2 separate regions of the Mus musculus genome follow, and region 1 is linked to region 2. A link is a loop called in an ENCODE intact Hi-C map of the cell type or tissue named here. Cell type or tissue: left cerebral cortex. All regions are shown on one strand. Each heading gives the region's core, and the rest is flanking DNA. Links, peaks and the distances in the headings are about the cores only.

What was found. Peaks named below come from ENCODE experiments on the same cell type or tissue, not always from the same donor. Only the 100,000 strongest peaks of a DNase experiment are listed, where the experiment ranks them.
Region 1: a loop joins it to region 2, with 4 times the contacts of the local background. A loop is called at or near these places in 1 of 42 quality-filtered maps.

Annotation. Positions count from the first base shown.
Region 1 is chr7:126,860,417-126,867,357 of GRCm38, reverse strand. Ino80e (INO80 complex subunit E) reads left to right here and starts at 4,986. Exons shown (of 8, transcript NM_001370765.1): 1 at 4,986-5,084; 2 at 5,341-5,653; 3 at 5,812-5,882; 4 at 6,066-6,118. The coding sequence starts at 5,029. Hirip3 (HIRA interacting protein 3) reads right to left here and starts at 5,386. Exons shown (of 7, transcript NM_172746.3): 1 at 4,842-5,386; 2 at 4,638-4,758; 3 at 4,432-4,540; 4 at 3,108-4,189; 5 at 2,873-3,038; 6 at 2,697-2,795; 7 at 2,236-2,624. The coding sequence starts at 4,906. The coding sequence ends at 2,461. It also overlaps a transcript of Taok2 not described here. In left cerebral cortex, for the core only: no CTCF peak of the experiment used is centred there; DNase peaks (open chromatin) are centred at 3,133, 4,375, 4,953 and 5,439; H3K4me3 peaks cover 2,756 bases; H3K27ac peaks cover 2,404 bases.
Region 2 is chr7:127,012,691-127,019,944 of GRCm38, reverse strand. Pagr1a (PAXIP1 associated glutamate rich protein 1A) reads left to right here and starts at 2,593. Exons shown (of 3, transcript NM_030240.1): 1 at 2,593-3,502; 2 at 3,663-3,745; 3 at 4,476-4,894. The coding sequence starts at 3,024. The coding sequence ends at 4,675. Prrt2 (proline-rich transmembrane protein 2) reads left to right here. Exons shown (of 4, transcript NM_001102563.1): 2 at 1-550; 3 at 929-1,061; 4 at 1,215-2,403. The coding sequence ends at 1,225. Mvp (major vault protein) reads left to right here and starts at 5,351. Exons shown (of 15, transcript NM_080638.3): 1 at 5,351-5,426. The coding sequence starts at 5,425. In left cerebral cortex, for the core only: a CTCF peak has its summit at 2,890 (motif pointing left); DNase peaks (open chromatin) are centred at 2,574, 2,830, 3,264 and 3,732; H3K4me3 peaks cover 3,113 bases; H3K27ac peaks cover 3,041 bases.

The DNA of each region.
Region 1 (6,941 bases), core at 2,942-6,941, 150 kb after region 2:
CCTGGGGGATAGATTCCTGCAAGTGTAATTGCTGTGCCACAGGGTATGACCATCTTCCATTCTCATAGAGGTTGAGACTGCCGCTCCTTGCCACCTTAGGGCCCAGGCCTACTGGGGCAGGGGAGGATGATGGGGACAGAGGAGGAGGTCCCTAAACCCTGTTCTCCCTGTCCTCCAGCTCCGGCTTGATGAGACCCAAGAGGCAGAGTTTCAGGCCCTGCGGCAGCAGCTCCAGCAGGAGCTGGAGCTCCTCAACGCTTACCAGAGCAAGATCAAGATCCGCACAGAGAGCCAGCATGAGCGGGAGCTGAGGGAGCTGGAGCAGAGAGTAGCTCTGAGGCGGGCACTGCTAGAGCAACGGGTAAGGGGTTTGTCCCCCCAAGATGGGAAAGGAAGGGCAGGCTCTCTGTTCCAGGACTCACCCCTGTTCTGGGTGTCCCAGGTGGAAGAAGAGCTGCTGGCCCTACAGACAGGCCGTTCGGAACGTATCCGGAGTTTGCTTGAGCGGCAGGCCCGTGAGATCGAGGCCTTCGATGCTGAGAGCATGAGACTGGGCTTCTCCAGCATGGCTCTGGGGGGCATTCCAGCTGAAGCTGCGGCCCAGGGCTATCCTGCTCCACCCCCCGCCCCTGCCTGGCCCTCCCGTCCAGTTCCCCGTTCAGGGGCCCATTGGAGCCATGGCCCTCCTCCACCAGGCATGCCCCCACCAGCTTGGCGTCAGCCAGCTCTGCTGGCTCCCCCAGGGCCTCCAAACTGGTTAGGGCCCCCAACACAGAGTGGAACACCCCGTGGAGGGGCTCTGCTGCTGCTAAGAAACAGTCCTCAACCCCTAAGGCGGGCAGCGTCAGGGGGCAGCAGTGGTGAGAACGTCGGCCCACCTGCTGCAGTGCCAGGGCCGCTGAGCCGAAGCACCAGTGTTGCTTCCCACATCCTCAACGGCTCCTCCCACTTCTATTCCTGAAGTCCAGAGTGGTGGGCAGAGGAGTAGGGCAAGGTGGGAGTGGGTGGTGCCTGATCCTACAGGCAGTGTGCTTGAAGCCTACACAGTGGTGGTGGGGACAGATGTTGGCTCCAGCTCCCCCATCAGACCTCCTCATCTCATGAGCTTCTTGGGGCTGGCCAGTGACCCCAGGCCAGCTTGGGCATTGGTGCCCCAAGGCTGACCAGGAGCCCTGCCTCCCCACCATGGTGCCAGGGTCTCCCTCCATCACCACCTATAAAAGGTGGGAACTGTGAGTGTCAAATATTCATCTGGTCCCCTAGGGGAGGGGAAGGGTGGGTCTAGATATATTATATTTCAGAGAATTATACAACCCTTGTGATGGGGCCATGAACTGGGGACAACAGGGCCCCCAGACCTGGTGGAATGGCAGAGCAGGTCTGGTGCCAAAGCAAGGAGAATGGGAGGAGGCCTTCCTCCAGAAGGATCAGGGGTCTTGCAGTCAGGGTGCCTGAGTCTCACCATTCTCCTATTGCTGTCTGACGTCCTGTGCCGTCTTGTCTTTTTTTTTTTTTTTTTTTTTTTTTAAATTGGGGTCAGGGCTGGGGCGGGGGACAAGGGAAGGACCTTGGAAAGGGCTGCTGCCAAACCTGGGAGCAGTCATGGGAGCCCCTCTCAGCTATGGGGCTGGCACAGAGCCCTAGGGCGAGCTTTTAATAAACTGTTGGTTATTCTAACAGACCACAGGATGTCTCCCTTTTTGTCTAAGGTATGTGTGGAGAATTTATCAGTGGCAAGTGATAGTATTACTTGTGCTTAGTTGGGTGACGTGATTGAAGTTGTAGTGATTTTAGTGGGTGCACATATGACTAGAAGGTCATCAGCTTAAGTCCTTATTCTGCTTTGCTTTGGGATCCCATTTGTCTATCTTACTACACCTGGGCTCTGATTGGCCAGACGGGTCTACTAAAACTCCCTGTATGAGGCTAAGAGACCCTGGCGGCATGGGAATGAAGATGAACTGAGCCTGAGAGTGTGTGTGTTGTTGGGGTTGAGACCCAGGGCTTTATTCATGCTAGGCATACATTCTTGGAGTCAACTTTACATTGCTAAGGCCAGATTGGCCACACTGGAGGAGGGAGAGCCATACCCTCTCTGATACCATCTGGTGACAGACTGGATGACACAGTACAGGGGCTAGGACAACTCTGGAATCGATAAGAGAGAGAATTCGACTACTAAATTCTTGACCCCAAAGGACAGACAGGGCATGACGGTTTGGGACCAATTTGGATGAAGTAATTACAAACATTTTTTATTGAGTCTTTAAAAACAAACAACAGTCCACTCAAATGCCTGGAGAGGATGCTTGCACATGAACCCCAAGGCCATCTTAGAGAACATGAAATTGAGTAGTGTGCCAATAACTTGGATCCTGCCACTGTAGTCTGTCTTTGGAAGTTGCTTCCACTGACCAGGCTCTTGTATAACAGGGTAAGGTCCACCATGGACACGGGAGTTCAGCTGCTGTCACCGTCACTGCTGATGATATCACGCATATGGGACCAGTCTGGAGGTGCTTGGCGCGGCTGCTCCTCTTCTGAGTCCAGGGTTCGGCGATAAGTCTCTCCTGGGGAGGTCCCTTCCCCTGAAGGGTTCCAGGCATTTCGTCTTCGTGGCCGGCCTGGGAGGTGGGGAGAGAAAAATCAGTTCCCGGACCCCAGGCTCTTCCTTCCCTGAAGCAGAAATTGTTTACCTGTACTGCTGATGATGTTGGCAACATCCAGGGCAGCCACTTCAGCTGCCTCTTCCCGCTGCAGCTTCAGAGCGCGACACTTCTCCAAGGAAGGGTTCCCTGGAGCAGAAGCAGCTTGTGAGGCCTCCTCCCCAGTGCTCAGGCCCTCCTGTAGATCTCAGGCACACCCCTCTCACCCTTCATGCCCAGTGCTTCCAGCTCAGCCCTGAGGACACTCAGGCGCGCCTTGTGGGAGCTGCAGGAGCCCAGCAGCTTCTTGTAGTTTCGGTGGGCACCACAGGCTCGAATGTAACGCTTTAGTCTAGCCACAGCTGGGTGGTCCTCTCCACAGCGAGAGGCAGCCTAATAAGGAGTTTGCAGCTGAAGTCCCTTTTCCTGAGTGGATCCCACCCACCTGGTGTGTCCTCTCACCTTCCGACCTGTGGGTTCTGGACCTGAATCTGATGAAGATGAGGAACTTCGGGCCTTGCCCTTCTGACCTGTGGGTTCTGGACTCGAATCTGATGAAGATGAACAACTTCGGGCCTGGCCGTTCTTGGAGCTCTTGTTGGAAGAGCGGCTCTTCCTCTCCTCTTTGGTGTTTTGTCCTGCCTGGGAGTCACTCACTTCCCTCTCTGTGTCACTGTCACCATTACTGCTGCCTAGGCTGCCTGACTTTGTAGTGCCTTGAGCAGCTGCTTGCTCCTGTGTGCTGTTACTGTCATCCCTGCTGCTTGTGTTCTGCCTCCTCCCACTCTCGGTCTGGGTCCTGACCTTGCTCTTTCTCTTCACCGAGTGCTCTTCTCCCTCCTCACTGCTGTCCCCACTACCCACTGTGCCCTCTTCCTTCTCTGCCTCCCCCTTCTCACTGCTGTCCCCACTGCCCACTGTGCCTCCTTCCTTCTCTGCCTCCCCCTCCTCACTGCTGTCCCCACTGCCCACTGTGCCCCCTTCCTTCTCTGCCTCGCTGTCTCGCAAGCCTCCAGTTGGCCTCCCAGGCCTGCTTTTCTGCTTATAGCTCTTTCTCTCCCTGGCTGTTCTCTCTGCTCTGTTACTTCTGGATCTGGGCTCACTAAGCTCTTTCTTCTTAGCTGGGCTCTCCTCTCCGCTCTCTTCACTCTCCTCCTGGCAGTTAGCACCTGTGCTTCCCTCCACCTTTGCTCTCTGCAGCACAGCCTCCTCCTCACTGCTCCCACTCTCTTCCCTAACCTGCTTCCTGTCTGCCTTGAGTGGTACTTGCTTGTCTTTGGCCCCAGCTTGCTTTCTAACCTGGCCCTTCTGTTCTTGTTTCATGTCCTCCTCTTCCTCGGTGACCTTACCTGATCTAACAGAGCCCTCTGCTTCCCCCTCACTGCTCTCCTCCAATCCCATCTTTGCATCCAGGTCTGTTTGGTGGTCTTCATCTGTGCTCTCAACTGCTTTCTTTAAGGCTCTTCTTAGACATGTCTTCTTGGTTGTCCTGTTCTTTGTTGAGGGTCCTGAGCCATCTGGACTGGATGGTGAAGAGCTGGATTCTGAAACATGGGGATGGGACTGGATGGATTCCTCCCTCTCCTTCCATCTAGAATAGGATGCTTCTAGATCTACTCTGGTTAAGAGTGAAGGGCAGCAAGAAGCACCACAGCTGTGGCCCCAGCTGGTTCCTGACTCACTGTCCCCCAAGCCCCAGCCTTGCAATTAATACATGCGCCTCGCCTTTTGAAGAAACCAATGATGCTGGAGTCACAGACAGATAAACAGGGAAGAAGGCACTAACCTGACTCTGAATTAAAGCGGAACCTTTTCTTCTTTGGGTCACTGCAGGGAGCAGGAGACCTCTTCACTTTGATAAAGTCTGGCTTTCCTTCCCTGGTACCAGCATCCGCCTGTGGGTGCAGCATGAGGGCAAACCGAACCAAGATGCCCTGCCCCAACCCCTCAGCAACAAACCCTGTCTCTGCTGGCCCAGGGTTAGACCCACACCTGCATTTTCGGCAGCTCCTCCTCCACCAGCCGCTTCAACGCCTGCTTCTCTTCAGGTTCAAGATGATCCCGACCCACGTGAATCAAAAATTTCTGTCGCACGATGGCGTGCGTAACCGAGCTACAGAGACACGTGTCATGACAGAGTTCCAGCCTAACCCCTCCCCTTCACAACCCAGACTCTAATACCCAGACTCTATGCACCTGAGGTCCGGGCAAGCTCGAAAGAAGCTGCGAGTGAATTTTCGCATCTCATCTCCCGGCGCCATTTTGCGTCACCAGGGATTGGTTGCTCCCGCCTTTTTTTCTTCAAGGCTGGTTTCCCGAGCGACAGTAGTTTGCGCACGCGCAGTGCGGCGGCTTCGTGAGGAATGGGACCGTTGAGCCTCCGATGTGGAGCACTGAGACGGAAAACTTTGGCCGACCTTGCTTTTTCCTGAGCAGCTGGTGGGTCTTGAGCGAGGTTTCGACTCTTTGCTAAAACTACGTGTTAAAATTTTCGCTAGAAGCCGGTTCGGCGCCGGCAGTCTTTATAACGTAATCAGTTCAATCAATCCCTGTGGTCGGGATTAACAAATTAGGTCGCTTGTTTCGAAAGGCAGAAGGGAGACGGTATTCTCGCTAACATACTGAATTTCTGGTTATATTCTTTTGGTTCCAAATCTTTATAAACAGTTTACAATCAATAATTGTGCCCCCCCAGTGTCCAGCTCCTCTGTGACCTCAGCTCACCGCGAAGCCACTGGAAGCAGCGTTCCTTTCGGGTCTTCCCCCAGGAGGGCGGGCGGTGTGATTACGCTCCCCGCGCGCGGAGGACGCTGGGAGTTGTAGTCCGTTTCATACGGCGTTGCAAAGTCTCCGGAAGTGGAGGTGTGAGAGGCCGGGCGGACTTGGGTAGCGGGACTCTACTCCGGGGCGTTTCTCCCTGGCGGGTCATGAACGGACCAGCGGACGGCGAAGTGGACTACAAAAAGAAATACAGGAATCTGAAGCGGAAGCTCAAGTTCCTCATTTACGTGAGTGCCAGCGTGGGGCGGTTGTGGAGTGTGAGGCCTAACTCGGAGAGGACCTCAGTTTACCCATGTGGTAAAGGGGGTGAGTAGGGAGAGATGTCTCCGGGTTCTGGGTCTTTTATGGATTGCTCTTGGCTCAGCACCCGCCCTGTCCGCCGCAGGAGCACGAGTGCTTCCAGGAGGAGCTCAGAAAGGCGCAAAGGAAATTGCTGAAGGTTTCCCGAGACAAGAGGTAAGGCATCTTGTGGGCACGAGGGCACTGTTAACTCCCAGGGAATCCGTTCTTACGCCGTCCCGGAACAGGATCCCAAATGCATGCAGTCTTAGGAGGATCCAGTGGGTCTCCTAGGAGGGACTAGGTAGGGCTCAAGACCACCAAAATGGGGATACCCACCCTCCTTCCCACTTGTCTCAGTTTCCTTCTAGATCGACTTCTGCAGTATGAGAACGTGGATGAAGACTCCTCTGGTGAGCAAAGTCATGACCACTTTTAGGAAGATATGAGATACTGGCCCTTGAAACACGTGTTCCTAGGTCCACCCTCCTAGGGTCCGGAAGCTGATGCAGGCCCCTCCAATGGTTCTTAAGCCTAGTTGCTGCCTTCTGTCACCTTCTTCCTGTTTTGTCTTTTTTCACCCCATTGGACAAGGTTTCTCTGTGTAGTCCTTTTGTAGACCAGGCTAGCCTGAGGCTAGCCTCAGAAATCCGCCTGCCTCTGCCTCCAAAGAACACACCACGCCTCTGGATTTTCAAGTATTTCCTTATCCACTGTGTTCTAGGTACTGTGCTTGACACAGGCTGGCAAAATGAAGGAAGCCTCTGGCTGCTTGTCATTTCTATCAGTTGTCTATAATAAGTGAAAAAGTAAACTAGAAAGATAAAAGTAGTAGCCATTCCTGTAGTGCATGCCAGAGGCAGAGGCATAGAGTTTGTTACTGAGGCCCAATCTTTAAGAACAAAGGAGACTAACAACTCCTGAAAGCTGTCCACTAATCTCAAAACACTCGCTATAGCATGTAGGTATCTGCACAAACACACTAATGGTATTGAGAAGAAAAGTGGTTTTCTAGGATTTTTTAGAATTATTTATGTTATGTATATGAGTACACTGTAGCTGTCTTCAGACACACCAGAAGAGGGCATCCAGTCCCATTACAGATGGCCTTGAGCCACCACGTGGTTGCTGGGAATTGAACTCAGGACCTCTGGAAGAGCAAGCAGTCGGGCTCTTAACCACTGTACCATCTCTCCAAACCACAAACTAGAATTTTAAGTGATTGGCTAGAGCTTG
Region 2 (7,254 bases), core at 1,197-5,196:
GAACAGAGAGACTGCAGCAGAGGAAGGGTCTGAGCCGCAGTCTACAGCCCCTCCTGAGCCAACCTCGGAGCCTGCTTTTCAGATAAACACCCAGTCAGACCCTCAGCCAACTTCCCAGCCTCCTCCTAAACCACCCCTTCAGGCAGAGCCCCCCACCCAAGAGGACCCTACCACAGAGGTCCTGACAGAAAGTACAGGGGAAAAACAAGAAAACGGAGCAGTGGTTCCCCTTCAGGCTGGTGACGGGGAAGAGGGCCCAGCCCCCCAACCTCACTCACCACCCTCAACTAAAACACCCCCAGCCAATGGGGCTCCCCCCCGTGTGCTGCAGAAACTCGTTGAGGAAGACAGAATAGGAAGGGCACACGGTGGGCATCCAGGATCTCCTCGAGGTAGCCTAAGCCGTCATCCCAGCTCCCAGCTGGCAGGGCCTGGGGTGGAAGGGGGCGAAGGCACCCAGAAACCTCGGGACTATATCATCCTTGCCATCCTGTCCTGCTTCTGCCCCATGTGGCCTGTCAACATTGTGGCCTTCGCTTATGCCGTCATGGTGAGCCCCAAGGGACCCTGGCCCAAGTGTACTGTGGCTCTCAGCTTCGTGCCAGTGTCAGCCCAGAGCCCCAGTAATGACACCTTCCCTCACCTCTCTGCATGGATCCCACTTTTCCAATTGCTGGCCCTTTGCTTGTCTCTCCCCAGGACCTAACCTTCCAAGGCACTCCTGCCCGACCCCTTCAAGCGGGAGGGAAACAGATGTGTCATATAATCTTACTGACCTGTACCCTCTTCCTCCTGCGTCCCCAATTCTCCTTCCTTTCTCAACCCCATTGGGCTGACCTTCCTCCTCTGGACTCTCACCTGATCCCTGCTGGGCTGGCTCCTGCTGACCTGGGCCATGATACCTCCAAACCCCTCACCCTCACCCCAGTCCCGGAACAGCCTGCAACAGGGGGACGTGGATGGGGCTCAACGTCTGGGCCGAGTAGCCAAGCTCTTAAGCATCGTGGCGCTGGTTGGGGGGGTCCTCATCATCATCGCCTCCTGCGTCATCAACTTAGGCGGTGAGTGGGGGTCAGGGACAGGAAGGGAGGCGCGGAGGGTTGACCAGGGCAGCTTTACTAACCCCTGACCCTGCTCTCTCCTGTCTGTCCTCCCTATGCCTTTGTCTCTTCCTGTCTCCTTCCCTGTCTGTCTTTCCCTCTCCTCTCCCACAGTGTATAAGTGAGGGGCTCTGCCCTGCATTCCAAGACTTTTCTTCCTGTTGGGAGCTGTCTTGGGTCCATCCCTGTCCTGGGAGAATCCCAGTCCATGGCCCTGGCCCCCATCTCTAGGGACCAAGGGAGCCTGAGCGGCCTTGTTTACAGCTTCTTTCCCCCTGCATCCTGCCAGGCTCCTCTGCCAGCCATAGGCTTCCTTTCTCCCTGCACTTTTGCCTGCAGACCCCCACCCCACTCCTGCCTCTTGACCTCCCTAACCCTGCACTCTGAAAACCTCTCTGCACTTCTGGAAGCCTTCCTGAACATCTAAATTGTACTCTGCACCTCTGCATCTCTCCCAGCCTCCCTGCACTTCTTCCTGCCTCTGGAATCCTCTGAACCTTATCCCTGGCCTCCCAACGTTCATTGTCTTGGTATCTAACCCATCCCGTTCTCCCCTTCCTTAACACCGTTTTTCCCCTTGCCACGTCCCCTGACCCTTTCTCCCTTTTCATCTCCCCCTTAGCGTCTTCACCCTCCTGCCAACACTTAGTCTGCAAAAACTGCAGTACTTAGGTCAGGCTGAGGGAAGAAGGATGGTGTGGGGAGAGGAGCCTAGCTGGGGGCTCTGACTGTTCTCTACTGGGGACCACCCAGGCCCAGACCATACCCTACCCCTACCCCTAAGGTGCCTATTGGGTCCCAAAGCTGGCAAGTGAGTCCTCACCTGGGGGACCTTCTGAGAGTCCTTATTCTGAACATCCAGGGGAGGAAGGGGCATAGCTGCGCCTGAAGAGTCAGCCTGAATTGATCTGCCCGTTTGGGCTTTTTAACCTCAGAGTTTCTTGTTTGAAGGTCTATTTATGTGCTTTGTAAACAGTAGAATTCAAAACAAAACAAACAAACAAAAACAGGACCAAAGTTCCCAGCTGCAGGGAGCAAGGGAAGGGTGGGGGAGCTCTGTAATTATTCTCTAAGAGGATGAGGGAGGTTTGTTGCACGCGACAGCCCTCTGAGGAGGCAGAGAGCCAGCTGCGATGCATTTCAGAGTTGGCGGGGTTTTTTGTTTGTTTCCTTTCTTTTTTAAAAAAAAAAAAAAAAGTTGGGGGAAAACTAAAATTCCTTTTCAAAAAATAAAACTGAGTCTCCCTTTTTGTATGCTGAATGCTGCATGAGTCTTAAACACTAATAAACAGAGAATGCATGAGACTGGCCTCAGTTGGTCCCTGTGTTTGCAGAGTCAAGGTACTGCTTTCTGGCAGGCCCTACTGAACGGAATACGCATGCGCTGCCGCAGTGGCCATCTTTAGTATGGGCCGAGGTTAATGAGTCCTAAGGGCCAAATTGCGCATGCGCAAGTCTTCTCTTTCCTCTTCCAAGTAGCTTTGACTACCGCGGAGCCTCCGCGCGCCATTTCTCTGCGCCTGCGTACTGAGATGCTGCGCAGCCTGGGAGGCGGGTTTTAGCTCCAGGTTTGTACCGCTGCTGAGTAGACGCGAACTAGGTTTGCCCGGTCTAAAAAGATGACTTCCATCCCGGTGATGGAGAAGGCGATGTGAAAGCGAGAAAACAGGCCCTTCCCTTTCCAGCTCCGAGCGTGTTTCCTGCGGGTCCCTGGGAACGGCAGAATTCTGGGTCCGTGGGGTGGGGTCTGTCCTTGCAGGGGTTTGAGCGCCCCCTCCTGGGGACGGTGCTCTGGCCGCAGTCAGCTGTTGGACTGACTGGCGATTTCCTAGACCTAGAAAGGCTCTCCAGCCTTTCGGGTGAGGCGCACTGGTTTGGTACTCTAGAATCTCCTCTATTGCTGGGCTTCTTCTCTAGTACTCTATGTCCCTTGCCCTGGGCCATGGAACCATTGCAGGCAGCACAGCAGCGCCTCTGTCTGAAGAAGGGGAAGTGACTTCCGGCCTCCAAGCTCTGGCGGTGGAGGACACTGGAGGTCCCTCTGTCTCGGCTAGTAAGGCCGAGGAAGAGGGGAAAGGCAGTCAGGAGGAGGCCGGGCGTGAGGGATCCAGGCCTGAGGAGGCACTAGAAGCTCCCAGCGCTGCGAGCGACGAGCGTGCGGAGGGAGAAGCCGAAGACTGGTGCGTGCCCTGCAGCGATGAGGAGGTGGAGCTGCCGGCCAATGGGCAGTCCTGGATGCCCCCACCCTCCGAGATCCAGCGGCTCTATGAACTGCTGGCTACCCAAGGTACTCTGGAGCTTCAAGCAGAGATCCTACCCCGCCGGCCGCCTACCCCAGAGGCCCAGAGTGAAGAGGAGAGATCAGACGAGGAGCCAGAGGCCAAAGAAGAGGAGGAGGAAAAGTGAGGCCATGCTTTACACATTATTCCCGGGACTGCTCTCCTGAGCACGGAGCCTGGAGGGAGGGGAGAGCAGGAAAGGATGAGGCGGCGGGCTGGGGTGTGCCAGCGGGTGTTAGGGAGTGCTTCTCTCAACCTTGGCTTTCTGTCCACCCTGTTTCAGGCCGCACATGCCTACAGAATTTGACTTTGATGATGAGCCAATGACACCAAAGGACTCACTGATTGACAGGAGACGGACACCAGGTACGGATGAGAGGGAAGAACTGAGGGGAGGTAAAGGGCCTCCCCTAGTTACCCCGCCCACAAGTGGGCTGGTCTGAGGCCTTGGCTGGTTTCAGCCATCATCTTGACCAGCAGTGGGACGGAGCATTCATACAGTAGCATTCACACAGTAGCAGCATAGTTCTGGCTTAGGTCAGTGCCATACTTTCCTATCAGGGACCCCGCAGACCTTCCCAGAAGTTCAAAGTTTGTTGAACACATCTCTGAAGTACTATGTTCATGCCCAGAGCTGACCTGACATCCCAGCCTGTGGGCCTTCCTAGAATATGCTTTTAGAATCATTCTGGAGCTCTCTCGCAGCCGGCCAAGCCAACAGCAAGTTGCATTAGCTCCGCTTGTACAGATCCACCATTGTCAACCAGAGGAGTCCTTTTAAGTGAGGTCCCGTCTTTCCTCAGCTTGTACTACTCCCGAGGATTCCATTCCAGAGAGGAAGAGCATGTCCACGGAGAGTCTTAAGTTTTCTGGCCTCTACCCCTGCCCCAGGACCTTTGCACATGATGGTTATGTTCCCCAGCCATTGCATTATGGGTATCTTAGTCTAATACCAGCCATCCTGTGTGTGGCCCAAACCTAAACATTAGCTCCTCTGTGCCCCTGAGGCCTAAGAAGGGAGTATTTAACAAGATCTCTAAGTGTGGGCACTTGGAGGGCTCACGTCTCAATGCTGTCATGTTTTCTACCATCTTAGGAAGCTCAGCCCGGAGCCAGAAACGGGAGGCGCGTCTGGATAAGGTCCTCTCAGACATGAAGCGCCATAAGAAACTAGAGGAGCAAATCCTCCGGACCGGGAGAGACCTCTTCAGCTTAGACTCAGAGGGCCCCAGCCCCACCAGCCCTCCACTCCGATCCTCAGGAAACAGTCTCTTTCCCAGACAGCGGAAGTACTGACTGGTGCTGCTCCTGCCTACAGGTGCAGACTGTTTTGTGCTGGGCATGGCCAGCCTTTCCCAACCCAGGCTCTGGGGAACTTGTAATGGGGAAGGCCTCAGGCTCCCAGCGCAGTGCCTCTCAGGAGAGTGCCTGTGTGTTCTGTTTAGTGTCTGTTCGCAGTTTTGAGCTGGATGTGCTAAATCTAATAAAAGATGCCCGATGAGTTGGGCGTGGTGGCGCACGCCTTTAATCCCAGCACTCAGGAGGCAGAGGCAGGCGGATTTCTGAGTTCGAGGCCAGCCTGGTTTACAGAGTGAGCTCCAGGACAGCCAGGGCTACACAGAAACCCTGTCTCGAAAAACCAAAAAAAAAAAAAGATGCCGGGTGATCTTCTCAGAGGAGAGACTGCAGCTCAACCCAAGCACGCATTCTCACTTGGGCAGAGGCAGAGCTGTGTTCCTCCACACTGTAATATTGAAGCCAGAAGAGGCAGAGGCTCAGCCAGCCACCATCCCCCACCCCCACCCTTACTGCTGCATCCTCTGATTTCCTAGTCTCGGTCCAGACCCGCCAGTTAGCACTGATTCAGAAACTGCCCCCAGCTGTGGTGACTTCAGTGCAGCCTGGAGGAGCAAAAGATCCAGTTGCAGGGCCCTTTAAATACACAAGCTCCGCCCCTGCCTGCCCAGCCCATTAGGGAAGTCATCCCAAGTGTTGGTGAGGGAAATTCCTGACCTGTGGCCTGCAGCAGCCAGCTACCCTGCTAAATGTGAGTACGGATCTTGTGACCGTGGCGGGACCCCCAAGACTCCAACCCGGGAGTAGATGTCTGTCCCACAGGCTCTCTCTAGTCTGACTGCTTTCCTGCGACGTTTCTTCTGGGGCAGTGACGTCTCAGCAGTTACAGGAAGGAGGGCGTGGGCAGCTCTGCCTTGTGAGGTTTCACTTTCTAAGACTTTCAGGGTTCGAAAGCACCCTGTTAATGTCCTCGGCCCCCAAAACCTCAGGCGTCCCTGACATAGGGTCTCCCTCACAGGAGATGGGCGGTAAGGGGACTTTTGTCAGGCCCAGTAGCACACATGTGCCACTCCCTACTCAGAAACCTGAAGCAGGAAGGGTGCCTTGCACTTAGCAGGAGAGACCCCATCATTTCTGTTTCTCTTGTTTGGTTGGTTGACTTTAGGTTTTGTTTTGGGGGTGGTGGTTGTTGTTGAGAAAGGGTCCTCCTCAGCCGGGCGTGGTGGCGCACGCCTTTAATCCCAGCACTTCGGAGGCAGAGGCAGGTGGATTTCTGAGTTTGAGGCCAGCCTGGTCTACAGAGTGAGTTCCAGGACAGCCAGGGCTACACAGAGAAACCCTGTCTCGAAAAAAAGAGAAGGGGGGGTCCTCCTCATTTTTTCTAAGTGGTCTTGAACTCTCTGTGTAGCTCAGGATGACCTTGAACATCTAACCTTCTTGCCCCCACCTCCTGAGTGAGTGCTAACATTATAGATTTCTGTCATGAATATCAGTTTTATTCAGAGCTGGGGCTCGAACCTAGGATTTCATGCATTTGGGACAAGGACTCTACAACCTGATGGGTAGAGTGTGACTCGGTGGCACAGCATACTTACATGTAATCTCAGCACTTGGGCAGCTGAGGCAGGAGGGTCTCCAGAGGCTTGGGGCCAGCCTGAGATATAGTTCCACCACAGCCTAAGCTACCGTGTAAGACCCTGTCACAAATAACAGAAGCCAACTGGGCAAAGTTACAGCTTCCACTCAGACTCCATTGCTGGCTTTTCCCTTCTGCCGTCACTCCAGAGGATCCGGGCTCTACCTTCTCTGAGTGACTGGCATGTGTGACTTCACCTCCTTGATTCCCTTCTCCACTGGTCGTGGAGGCTTTTTCCTGCTGCCCTGGGCAGGGCTGTGCGAACCATGGGCCTTGGCCATCTTTTCGGTGGTGAGCGGGACGATCACAAGAGTAGCTTGGTTTCCAGGAGGTGCAGATTTAATGAGAACGAGAGGAAAGCTTTAGGGGAAGAAACAGGAGGAAGCTCAATGGACAGCCGGCCTGAGGGTCTGGGGACTTGGGATTGGTGACTATTGCCCAGCTCTCGTGGGAGATGGTGGTTGACAAAGCTGTTCCTTCTGCCCTGCCTGCCTGTGGCTCCCTGGGACATGAAAAAGAGGCTGGCCATCACAGGATATACCTTTGGCACACAGGATATCTATCCCCACCCTGAGGTGGGGCACCTGGGCAGGACAGCTACCACCTTTGCCATCCTGGGCGCTCGATGCTCAGGCCTGCTGTGGTATCCCACACTCTTCTCGTGTAGCCAAGACTTCGCTGGCTCCGCGTATGGAAAATGCTCGCCTTTGAAAAGCCATTTCAGCTGGGCATGGTGGTGCACGCCTTTAATCCCAGCACTTGGGAGGCAGAGGCAGGCAGATTTCTGAGTTCGAGGCCAGAGTGAGTTCCAGGACAGCCAGGGCTACACAGAGAAACCCTGTCTTGAAAAAAAACAAAAAAGAAAAATAAAAGCCATTTCCTGGACAGCAACAAACCGGAACAGGTCCTCTGTGTCCCCTTCAGTGAGACTGGCTGACAACCT